Linked DNA regions of Homo sapiens: region 2 is linked to region 1. The links are chromatin contacts, found by Hi-C or POLR2A ChIA-PET in ENCODE. All regions are on one chromosome and are shown on one strand. The core of a region is the stretch at or near the end of the contact, and the rest is flanking DNA. Distances in the headings are between cores, read along the strand shown.

Region 1 (5,820 bases), core at 905-3,404:
ATATGAAGGATGCACATATTCAAAACAATAACAAAAAAAAAAAAAACTAGATCTAAAGAATACCCTACTGGGGACTTAATCCCACTCCTGGAAATGGCTCCTACTGGTGGGTGAGCTCTAGAACGTGCTCACATTTCTCTAGTCACCATGGAGGAGGCAAGTCCTCCAAAAGCCCAAAAAGGGGAGAAGGGAAAGAAAAAGAAGAGAGGAAAGGAGAAAAACACATGCACACCAAAATAAAAAAATACATATATCCCCTTTAAAAAAATGAGCATTTAAACTGCTTGTCAGATGGTTTCCTGACAAAGCCACTAGAGTGTATTCACAGGCATTTGCATAAATGCTGCCTGTGAGTTCACCATAGCTGCAAGCGCTAATGGTACATAAAGTAATTTAGTCACTTCTCCCGGCATTCTATGTCAGAATGATGAGCACGGGCACTTTGCCTTGTTGCATATTAGATCATTAGATAATAAAGTGTTAGCGCATGCAAGCTGACAGGGGCTCTGCACCACAGTGTTGTGAGGGCACCGCATTTTGCCACAGGGGGAAGAAACAGAGAAACTGATGCCACAGTTGGCCTTGAATTCAAGTAAACACAACCTGGAACTCAGGGGAACAACAATGCCAATAGCAACACTCCTCAGGCCCCTCAATGACTCCCCAGAACACAGTCTTCATGAACTTGCCCAAATGACTGGAAGACAAGGCAAGTACACAGGGTAGCGCTGAACATAGCCTTGTGGCAGCCACTCAGCTCCTTTCATCCCGAGCTCATGCTTTTTCAAAAATTGGAACTGAGAGAGCAGTTACATTTTGAGGCTGCCTGTCTCCACGACTGTACATCTTCCATAAAGCTATTGCTTAAAGAAGAAACCTCACTAGGCTAAATGGTCCCATAAATATCCAGCCAAAGAAAATCTTGGTATTTATGAATGAAGAGAAAGTACGGGGGAAGACCATTTTCCACGATCTATAGCATGCCAGGATTCACTATCTTTGGACCATGCAAGAGTCTATGAAATAAATTTGCCTTTGTCAACTCTCATACTTGAATTACAGGGTCATTTATCAGAGCACAGGGGTTTGCGAGTCCATGGGTCACATAAGAAAGCCCATGCATGAATGTAAAGCACGATCTCTGTCTCTACTTATACACAGAAAGGTGAGCCACAAAAGGAAACTTCCTCCAACAGTCTGACAAGCAGGATATAAATAGAGATTTGCAGAATAGCCCAAAATAATTCAGGCTACCTGTAAATTAGATGGTAAAAAGTCCAGAATGGGGGAGAACGTAGGTTCCCACAGGTCACAAGAGGAGAACATGCTTTGCCGTCTCACCATGCGGTAGCTGTTTGAAGGCGGTGGGGGGTGGGAGCGGAGACACAGAGGGATGAGGGTGTATGATTCTCAAAGTCTTTTAAACAGAGCATTTTGAAATAGGACTTTTCAACAGCAAAATAAAGTATTACCCTCACATCAACATGAATTAGCATCTAGGTCCACTCCCACACATTACCAATGAAAGAGTTCAATAGTCATCCTTTGCTGAGTAGATATTTATGTGTCAGCCTGAAGTGTCTAAATGAGTGGGTGGTTTTGTGTGGTTGGTTGACTCACTCTGCAGAGAAGCAGATTTCTATGCTATTGTCATTACTAAGAATTTGAACATGTCTACCCTTTCTTTCCACTGGAGAGAAGTGAAATAAGGCTTCGGTGAAGGCAAAGCCCCTTGCTGAAGGAAATAGGACATACCTATGTCCCCAAGGATGGCCAACCACTTACACAGTGAAATGTCACCATTTTTTGAAAAATATAGTAATATGGCCATCTGTGGACTCATAAACTGAAGCAGGTGAATAAAATGCTGACTTTAAAACTTAGAATAATATGACACCCCAACTGAAATATTAACACTCTTAGAAGAGGGAATATCTGAGCTGGGAGGAAGCTTAGAGCTGTGTTGATCCAGAGGTCTCAAACTGTTGACCTGTGGCTGCATTCTTCCTAAGTGGCTTTTTTCCCCCTCTCCTCCCTTCAGTGTCCAAAAATTTTGTAATTAGTTACCAACAATTAAAAATTCACTGTTGCCAAACTGGAACATCTGGCCCCACTTGGGCTCTCATTCCCCTTAGCAACAACTGGCTGGGGCCGAGGGGCACCAGAGCGTGTACTTGCCTGTCTTCTCAGCCTCCACCCAGCCCACTTCCCTATCTACATTACCTGCCCCCACCCAAAGCACAGATTTTTTTTTAAACTCTCCTACAGATCATCACCTTCATTTTAACAAGGAGGAAATCAAGGATCCCAAAAGCTAAAGCGATTTGTCCAAGGTCAAATAGAGGCCAGAGTGAAACTAAATTGAATTTGGGGTTCCTGGTACCTATTTCAAGACCTAGTCCTTTATCATGCTGCAAAATAACGTTACTGATCCTCATTGCCTAGAGGGATCCTTTAGAGAAGGCTATATTCTATGTTTGCTTTTGGTTTTTGTTGGAGGGATAATTTGCCTGGTGTCAGGAGCTTTCTCACTGGCTTCCCAAGAGCAGAAATAGGAGCTGGGTGTGGCCTGAGCATATTTTGAAAGTGTGAACCCAGATTTCAAACTGACAGTCAAGTCTGTCACCAGACTGGGCAGTACCTATTGCAACTAACCACCCACAGTCAAAAACATAACTTCAATCCTTAAGCAGCACTCTCCAAATCATGCCCACTGAGTATTTCCCTAATTTTTTCTTCCTCCTTTCACCTAAACACCTCTAGTCACACAATGCCTTAAGTGACTCCAAGGGTATTATAAAGACAACATTACTGTAAAGTGAGGATCAGAATAATTTTAAGTACAGAAATGGAACTAGGAATGTAATCATGAGCAGGTGTTTGAAATGGCCTCCTGCAAAATGTAATATCCATCCATCTCAGCACTAATGAAACCATAAAGAAGCAGCTTTTGAAAGATGATGGTTTACTTTAAAAAGACTGTAAAACTGGATGTGGTGAAGAATCCCTTCTAAGAGCATTACATCTGGCTAATTAATAAAAAGTACAGTTCGTGTGTTCCATAAGCACAGGGGAAAAAGCCAGGCAAAAATGATGAGAGTGGCGTGTTTATTAAATTGGGATGCTGGCAGAGAAGGGAGTTTTCTACCTTGTAAATTATGGGCAACTCCTGGCCCATGGAAAAAAGCAGGCAATCAGGTGATCATTTGTGTGGTAGTGTTCTGAAAAGAATCTTGCTGACCCTAGCAAACTGGAAAGGGAAGTGAGGGAAATGGGTTGAGAGTTTGAGGCAATTGAAGAAAGTCTAATATGGTGACTGGTATCCAGCAGAGCCTCAGTCACTCATTCTTGGATGGACGGATGGACGGATGGATGGATGGATGGATGGATGGATGGATGGATGGATGGATGGATAGATGGATAGATGGATAGATAGATGAACGGATGGATGGATGAGTGGAGAGGAGGAAGAGTGGATATATTACACACACACATGCAGCACTGAAAAATTCAGGCGTGCCCCTAACCCAACCCATGGTTCTTCTGAGTGGCATTCACTTTCCTTGATTCAAATTTTTATCTGGTTTCCTTCAGTCCTCTCAAAGGCACCACTGATTAGCCATAATTCTCAAGACAAATGGGATTTCTCCCTACCAAAGTCTACTTACAGACAGCAAGTTCTATCACATGGTGAAGAGGTAAGAGTTAGGTACAGGGCACAGGAGGGACATTTGGTCTGGGCTTCATATTCAGAAAGCACCTCCAACCTCGACATTGAACCTGATCTCCAAATGAAGTTCAACAGGTGGTCACAGAGATACACCAGGAGGGTGGTAAAGAGGATGGGTTCATTATAAAACCTCAATGGTCAATTATAAACATGTCAAATATATCACAATTTTAGTGATACCAAATTGTGTGGCCTTTCCTTATTTTTCCCTTGGATTGGCCTTTCCTTATTTTGTAATCCAGTGGGAGCTTAGAATAAAGCAATGGTCCAGGCCTCCTTCTTTCTCTCAACCTGAAAGGAGGCAATATCAGCCATTTCCAGAGTAGAGAGTGGTCCCACAAGAAAGGTGGGCCTCAGAGATATTTTCCTGTCTTTAAATATTTGCCACCATATGTTGAAGAGAAAAAACCCTAGAGGACCAATCTTATTCAAAAAGACTTTTGAAATTTGAAACAGAATAGAACATGTGGTGGAGTGGAAGAAAGAAACCAAATATATTCACAGTTAAAGTAGCAATGCCAACCAATGAAAATGATTCGCCTACCATGTTCCAGATAAGAGGGCGTACCTTCCGAGGGGTCAAGCCTCCGAGCCCTCCGCCCATGCTTGGAATTATTATGGACAAACATGTTATCAGAGACTGCCAGGACATGGCCATCCACATTGACTGTCGTAGACACCACGACCTGGAGACATAAGAAAGAAATGAATGAACATTTTAATATAAAAGCGTGGTGGGTAATAAACTCAAGTTAAATAAATAACAGCTGGGAGCTGAAGAAAATTGCATAGCTATTTCACATAATAACTGGTGCTTATGCTGTACAAGTCTAACAAGAGGAGCTATTGATGAGTGGGTCTTTGGCATGGAACGCTTTTGATGCAGTTTTAAGTAAAATTGCACAGTTTATAGTTATACAGCAGAAGGTACACTGTTAACCATAATTTTAACAAGAGGATCTTTATTAGCATATTTTTTTACACAAGGGTGGTTGTGTTTCACCTAAATTACCCTTCAGTTTAGACACTGAAGCATATATCACAGTTGATCATGCAAATAAAAATCTTTTGAATCTTTAAAATATTTCTCCCCACTGTGTCAGGGTTAAGAGGATAGAGAAATGAAAAAGATTTCAGTAAGAGCAGGGATGCATTTTTCTCTCCTGGATGTCTTTTTGAGATTTCTTGTACGTTTTTCTTTCCACATTAGTTTGGTTCATCAGACCAAAGTCCCCCTCACTACTATTACCATCACCCCACCCCAAAAAATTCCTGCTAATTAAGGGTCTTAGATCTGTTTCAAATTAAAAAAAAAACTGGTGGGAATGGCCCAAGACATAATTTAGACACTGAAACCATCTCATAAAGTGACTGTGAACCCAGTTTGCCAGAAGAGACACAGGCAAAGATGTTGTCTCAGAGAACTTTGACTAAAACAATGAGAAGAAATGACCTACGCTTCTCCTTATATTAAATGGGGAAAGGGATTAAAACTGAAACCCACAGAGATATGTTTATTCATGCGACCTCTTACAACCAAATATAATAATTGTCTGTAATTGCAGCTTCAGCTCCCACCTCATGCTTTGACATGGGAAACAGCAATCAGCCCGCTCCCGTTTAATCCACCTATTATGTTGACTAATTAACTTTGCTCGACAGTTTATTTCTTCCTCCATTATCAGCCCCTGTCAGCCGCAAGCACCCTGCAGCATAGGGGAAACCTCAGGCTCTTTGATTGATCACCGATAGATTGACATGCAGATTAATTTAATTAGAATCACCTCACTTGAGAAATGAAAGACAATGGCAAGAGGGCTAATAGATCTGCTCTCATAATGAGGCGAGCCTCCAGAGCGAAGGCTGAGGATTTCTGATTTATTTTGCTCAATTCCCCAGTTGCTTGGAAAGACTCTCGCTTTAATTGTTCTTGGTTTTGAGAGGCATTAGCCTCTGAAGAGGTGAACCGCTTTACAAGGGTTGGCACAGATGGAGGCCTCAGTTTCTGAGGAAGCCTTTTCTCCAAGTTGGCTGAAGGGGGCATCGACTTCTGAAGAGTCTTGTGTAACACTCTTTCATCAGCTAAGCTG
Region 2 (5,820 bases), core at 903-3,402, 210 kb after region 1:
CATAGGCAAATCCTGTGCCTTATGGCAGATTCCGGGTTACATTATAGAAGAATTCTATGGAAACATAAACCAGAGTCTGTCTGTCTCCCTATCTCTCCGAAACCACCCTCTCCCTTCAAAGCATCTCACTAATATTTATTTTGGAATTGTCATGAACAGTATTATGACATTGGCTTCCTTAAAAATTTAACATTCATGATTAGCACTTGAAATGAGTATATCCAAAGAATGTATTTTGCTCAGTGCTTACAACCAAATTATCTCAAGAGGCTATCAAGAGCTCTCAAGTCATTTTGTTAACTATGTTCTCTATTTAAAGGAGCCCCACACAGAGAGAAGGGAGGGGAAGGAAAGCAAGACTTAAAACCTTGCTTAAAAAAAAAATCAAGTATTCTATTCTGTCTCTCTTTCCCTCCTCTACCTTCTCCACCCTCCCACATCCGCCCCCACCCCCAAACTAAATATAGAGACCAAACACCAAAACCCAAACTTGAAAATTTCCAAAATGATAATCAACAAATCATGGTAACATGGAACACAGAAATTAAATGTAATGCCCAAATTCACAGGAGCAGCCGCCTGGAAGCGGGAAGTGGGGTGCACCTGAGCATGCTTTAGGAAGTTCTGCACACGTTTACCCGCTTTGCAGCCATCCCTTCCTTCCACTCCGCAGCACAGGAAAGGCAGATTCTGAGCATAACTCCAGAGCCCCAGCTTTTCCTACCATTAATCGTAAGATTAGATCCTGGATACAGAAATGCTAAATGATCAACAAACATAGTTAGCTCTGAACTCAAATGAATGTTTTTTTCCTTTCCCTTTCATTGAAGAGAGGGGAAAAAAAGCTTCACATGGCTTCCTTTCCTTGACCTACAACAAATTCCATTAAACCTCAAAAACAATGCTTTGAGATGCTAGAGGATGCAGACAGGAAACTGAAGAAAGACTTTACACAAAAGTTAAAACGTCTTTTTCGGAGGGAGTTAAGGAAGGGTTGTATCTTGACAGTGAGAGCTCATGGCAACTGAGAACATAATTAGATTTGAATGTCATGTAGTTGTGCCTGGGATGCATAGCACATCAAAACAGATTTACTGCTCAGAGTAACAGAAATGTGCAAATGCCATTGGCTGGTAAATAATTAATGATTGCCCCAAAGTTTACAAATGCATAAAATGCCCTACAGATAAAATTCCATCATATTTTCAAGTTACTGAAAATTAGCTTTTTTTCTGGAATAAATATCAGTTATCTGTCCAGGATTGATTCCTCTTTAAGACCAAAAAAGTCTTCATTCTACCCAACGACCTCCTACACCCCTTTGTCTCCTGGGACATCTAATTTATGGGTGTTTAATGTAATAGGGTAAGCTTTCCAAAAATGGTGTAATAAAAATGGGCTTAGATGTCATCACTATTATTACATCTGTTATTATAATATGTAGTGTTTGCAGTGAAAACCAGGCTTGCATCTATATTTCATTGGCATCCATACATTGAGGCCATCTTGAAATTTGACTCAAAGGACTAAAATTCAACATCAAAAAAACTGCTTCAAAGGGATATTCAGCATTGATTTTATTGGGCTTATTTTGGGGAGCACTCAAACTATGCTTTTTTTGACTTGTTGGCCCTAAAATGCAAGAAGGGTTAATCTTGATTGCAAAATCAAGAAACAAAGATACAGGCCTATTGTGCAATAAACAGCCCACATTTCAATGAATAAGTAATATTTCTCACAAACCCAAGTTAGATAGTGGATTTATTTAACCTCTTGGGGTCAGGTAATAAATACTAAGTGAATTATTCAGCCCAATGGCTAATCAATACAATTCCATGATATATTTTTTGTGTTTCATAAAAGGTTGTACACTAAAGGCAGTGAGCAATTATGGAAATTGGGCCAGAGCGCCTCTCAATTCCTCTCTGGCTTGAAACCCCAGCAGGCCACCTTGACAGCAAATCGATTAGTGCTCCAGTGAAGCGGCTCAGTGACCCCTGACCTGCTTCCAGCGAGGCCTGACAGAGGAGAGAGTATTTTATATTTATTTTATTGAATTAACTCCATCTTGCCTGTACCATCGCTTTACACACATTAGGCAGCAAGCTACAAGCTACTTCATTGTCGTTGTTTTCCATTGCTCTTGCTAACCAAGCCCCACCCCTTGCCCTGCAGATTTCTTTGTCCTGGTTTTCCTTTCACTTTTGGCCTCAATGCAAGATTTCAATCCACCCTGAGACTCATGATGGAGCTCCAGGTAATAAAAACCAAGAGCAAGGCACAAGATCCTGCTGCCTGATGCTTCCTGCCTACCTTGTCCAACCAGGACAATGCCCTATCCCCATTTTTCCCCTCATGTTGAGAAACAAAGACCAGTCAATAAAAATCTGGCTTCACATGGTGCTCTTTGGAAAATATATGCAAGAGAACATCAAGGATTAGGGGTATTTCCTACTAGAAAATCAAAAAATAAACCAGAAGCCACTGGTTTTCTCTATTTTTGTGGCCTAATTACATTATTGACTGATTGAAGCCATCAGAAACAGGGGGAAAGAAAGAGAAAGAAAGAGAGAGAGAGAGAGAACGAGAACCAAGGCAGCTGAGTTTAGACCACCATTTCATCAGGGGAGCAATAAATCCAAAGGCTCATCAGCCATCAGTGACTGAAAGCTTACAAGAAGGGAAACATCTCTAAATCACCAAAAATTTTCTGTTTTACTTCTGCTAAATGGAACATTGGTAAAAAATAAAAAATAAATAATAAATTAAAAAAACACCAAAATAAGTGAAAAGTAAATGCCAGGAAGAAACCAAGAGTTTTAAAGTCAGAAAATCTATTTGGCAGCTCTAGATGTTAAATGATACCAAAGGTTAAGTTATCAGCAGAAATTTGACGTTATAAATCACAGGATTGAAGGATCTTGGACCATATTTGAAGGAGGCAGTACAGAGTGATGGTTTCATACTTAGAGGCTGAAATTAAACTACCTGGATTCAAATCCCAGTTTTTCTACAAACTAGCTGTAGACTTTGTACAATTCATCCAACCTCGCTAAGCTTCAGCTTTCCTCACCTATACATAAGGATGACAACAGCTGTTGTCACATAAGCAATGTTGACTGACATTATCATTTTTATCAGATCCCAAATTATTTTATATGGGTAGGCAAGAAATCACTTTTCAGACTTGTTTTATGAATGGAGAGGCTGAAGAATGTGAGGAAACAGAATTTGCCTTCCAAATTATTGCCCTTCCCAGGGTCATGCATGCACAAAAGTATTGTGATAATCACTCACTCCCTTAAAATCTCCTTTTGGGGTTCGAAGGACCTTGAACTTTACCATTAAAAGATTCAGTCCTTGGGTTGATCTCCCCAAAGATTTAAAAGGGAAGTTCTCCTTTCCTGACCCCCAGTGGTGGGGGACATGAAACTATTTCACTCTATTCATATCACCTTGCCTTTCTCAGGAGAGACTTGGTTCTTAGGGAATATTGGCTTCATGGGTGCAGAGTAAGGGATAAAGTTTGTGATGCAGGATAAAAGACTGAAGACAGTGATTGAGAGATCAGAAGAGAAGAATTTCAGAGTTGCACTTCAACTGCTCAATTGTCGCATCAGGGATGGGTTGGCACTTTTAGATACCTTGCTTCTGATAAGAAGATCAGCTCCTCATTTACAGATTCAATGCCATCCCCATCAAGCTACCAAGGACTTCCTTCACAGAATTGGAAAAAACTACTTTAAAGTTCATATGGAACCAAAAAAGAGCCCACATCGCCAAGTCAATCCTAAGCCAAAAGAACAAAGCTGGAGGTATCACACTACCTGACTTCAAACTATACTACAAGGCTACAGTAACCAAAACAGCATGGTACTGGTACCAAAACAGAGATATAGATCAATGGAACAGAACAGAGCCCTCAGAAATAACGCCGCATACCTACAACTATCTGATCTTTGACAAACCTGAGAAAAACAAGAAATGGGGAAAGGATTCCCTATTTAATAAATGGTGCTGGGAAAACTGGCTAGCCATATGTAGAAAGCTGAAACTGGATCCCTTCCTTACACCTTATACAAAAATCAATTCAAGATGGATTAAAGATTTAAACGTTAGACCTAAAACCATAAAAACCCTAGAAGAAAACCTAGGCATTACCATTCAGGACATAGGCATGGGCAAGGACTTCATGTCCAAAACACCAAAAGCAATGGCAACAAAAGCCAAAATTGACAAATGGGATCTAATTAAACTAAAGAGCTTCTGCACAGCAAAAGAAACTACCATCAGAGTGAACAGGCAACCTACAACATGGGAGAAAATTTTCGCAACCTACTCATCTGACAAAGGGCTAATATCCAGAATCTACAATGAACTCAAACAAATTTACAAGAAAAAAACAAACAACCCCATCAAAAAGTGGGCAAAGGACATGAACAGACACTTCTCAAAAGAAGACATTTATGCAGCCAAAAAACACATGAAAAAATGCTCATCATCACTGGCCATCAGAGAAATGCAAATCAAAACCACTATGAGATATCATCTCACACCAGTTAGAATGGCAATCATTAAAAAGTCAGGAAACAACAGGTGCTGGAGAGGATGTGGAGAAATAGGAACACTTTTACACTGTTGGTGGGACTGTCAACTAGTTCAACCATTGTGGAAGTCAGTGTGGCGATTCCTCAGGGATCTAGAACTAGAAATACCATTTGACCCAGCCATTCCATTACTGGGTATATACCCAAATGACTATAAATCATGCTGCTATAAAGACACATGCACACGTATGTTTATTGCGGCATTATTCACAATAGCAAAGACTTGGAACCAACCCAAATGTCCAACAATGATAGACTGGATTAAGAAAATGTGGCACATATACACCATGGAATACTATGCAGCCATAAAAAATGATGAGTTCATGTCCTTTGTAGGGACATGGATGAAATTGGAAATCATCATTCTCAGTAAACTATTGCAAGAACAAAAAACCAAACACCGCATATTCTCACTCATAGGTGGGAATTGAACAATGAGATCACATGGACACAGGAAGGGGAATATCACACTCTGGGGACTGTGGTGGGGTGGGGGGAGGGGGGAGGGATAGCATTGGGAGATATACCTAATGCTAGATGACGAGTTAGTGGGTGCAGCACACCAGCATGGCACATGTATACATATGTAACTAACCTGCACAATGTGCACATGTACTCTAAAACTTAAAGTATAATAATAAAAAAAAGAAGATCAGCTCCTCTCTCAACCCCTCCAAGCTTCCTTATCAATAAGGACCACTGCCACCATCACATTTGCCACATCAGCCATCCTCTGATCTCCTAGGGAAAGAGGACTGGGGTTCAAGTCAATTTGCAGGGACTGTTTCTGCACAAATACCCATACCTAGGTTCGTGTGCAGTGCCAGAGTGGCAAGAGAGGCTGGCTGCCAAGGCTATTTTTGAAGAACTCACCACACTTCTCTGGGATACTGTGAAGGAAATGTCTTGATTTTGCCCCATATCTTTCCTTGTCCTTTGCAATCCCAGAGATTCAAGACCATTTCATTTCTTATCTCGGCAGTCCTTTCTCCCTAAACTCACGGCCCACCATCACCATGACAGACAGCAAAGCAATCTCACCTTTCTCTTTAACCTATAAGCTTTATGGCAAAAAGATAAAACACCATGGGAAACAGTGGAGGGAAATGAGGGGGGAAACCCACCCTACTCTGACCTTGCCCTGCCTTCTCCATTCTGCATTTAGGTAACAGCCCAGATATTTTACACTTTTAGAACCAATGAAAGAGACTTT

The links. A loop is a pair of places that touch in the nucleus more often than their neighbours do. ChIA-PET counts read pairs that join two places held with the same protein, here RNA polymerase II (POLR2A). Pooled maps may share reads with other maps.
Region 2: a pooled map shows a loop between it and region 1 (2.3-fold over the local background). The contact joins two enhancer-like sites. A Hi-C loop is called at or near these places in 7 of 37 single-sample maps with no recorded cell type and 2 of 50 pooled maps. POLR2A ChIA-PET finds 5 or more read pairs at or near these places in 1 of 52 experiments (MCF 10A).

What each region holds. Positions count from the first base shown.
Region 1 is chr5:158,818,902-158,824,721 of GRCh38, forward strand. It overlaps EBF1 (EBF transcription factor 1), which reads right to left. Exons shown (of 16, transcript NM_024007.5): 8 at 4,275-4,416. Among named protein-coding and RNA genes, the nearest start is that of EBF1, 280 kb to the right of the region's middle. Within about 2 kb of position 2,155, at least 4 of the 41 ENCODE cell types and tissues checked have a DNase peak (open chromatin) inside an H3K27ac peak, as active enhancers do.
Region 2 is chr5:159,032,564-159,038,383 of GRCh38, forward strand. The region is part of intron 6 of EBF1 (EBF transcription factor 1); the gene reads right to left. Among named protein-coding and RNA genes, the nearest start is that of EBF1, 64 kb to the right of the region's middle. Within about 2 kb of position 2,153, at least 2 of the 41 ENCODE cell types and tissues checked have a DNase peak (open chromatin) inside an H3K27ac peak, as active enhancers do.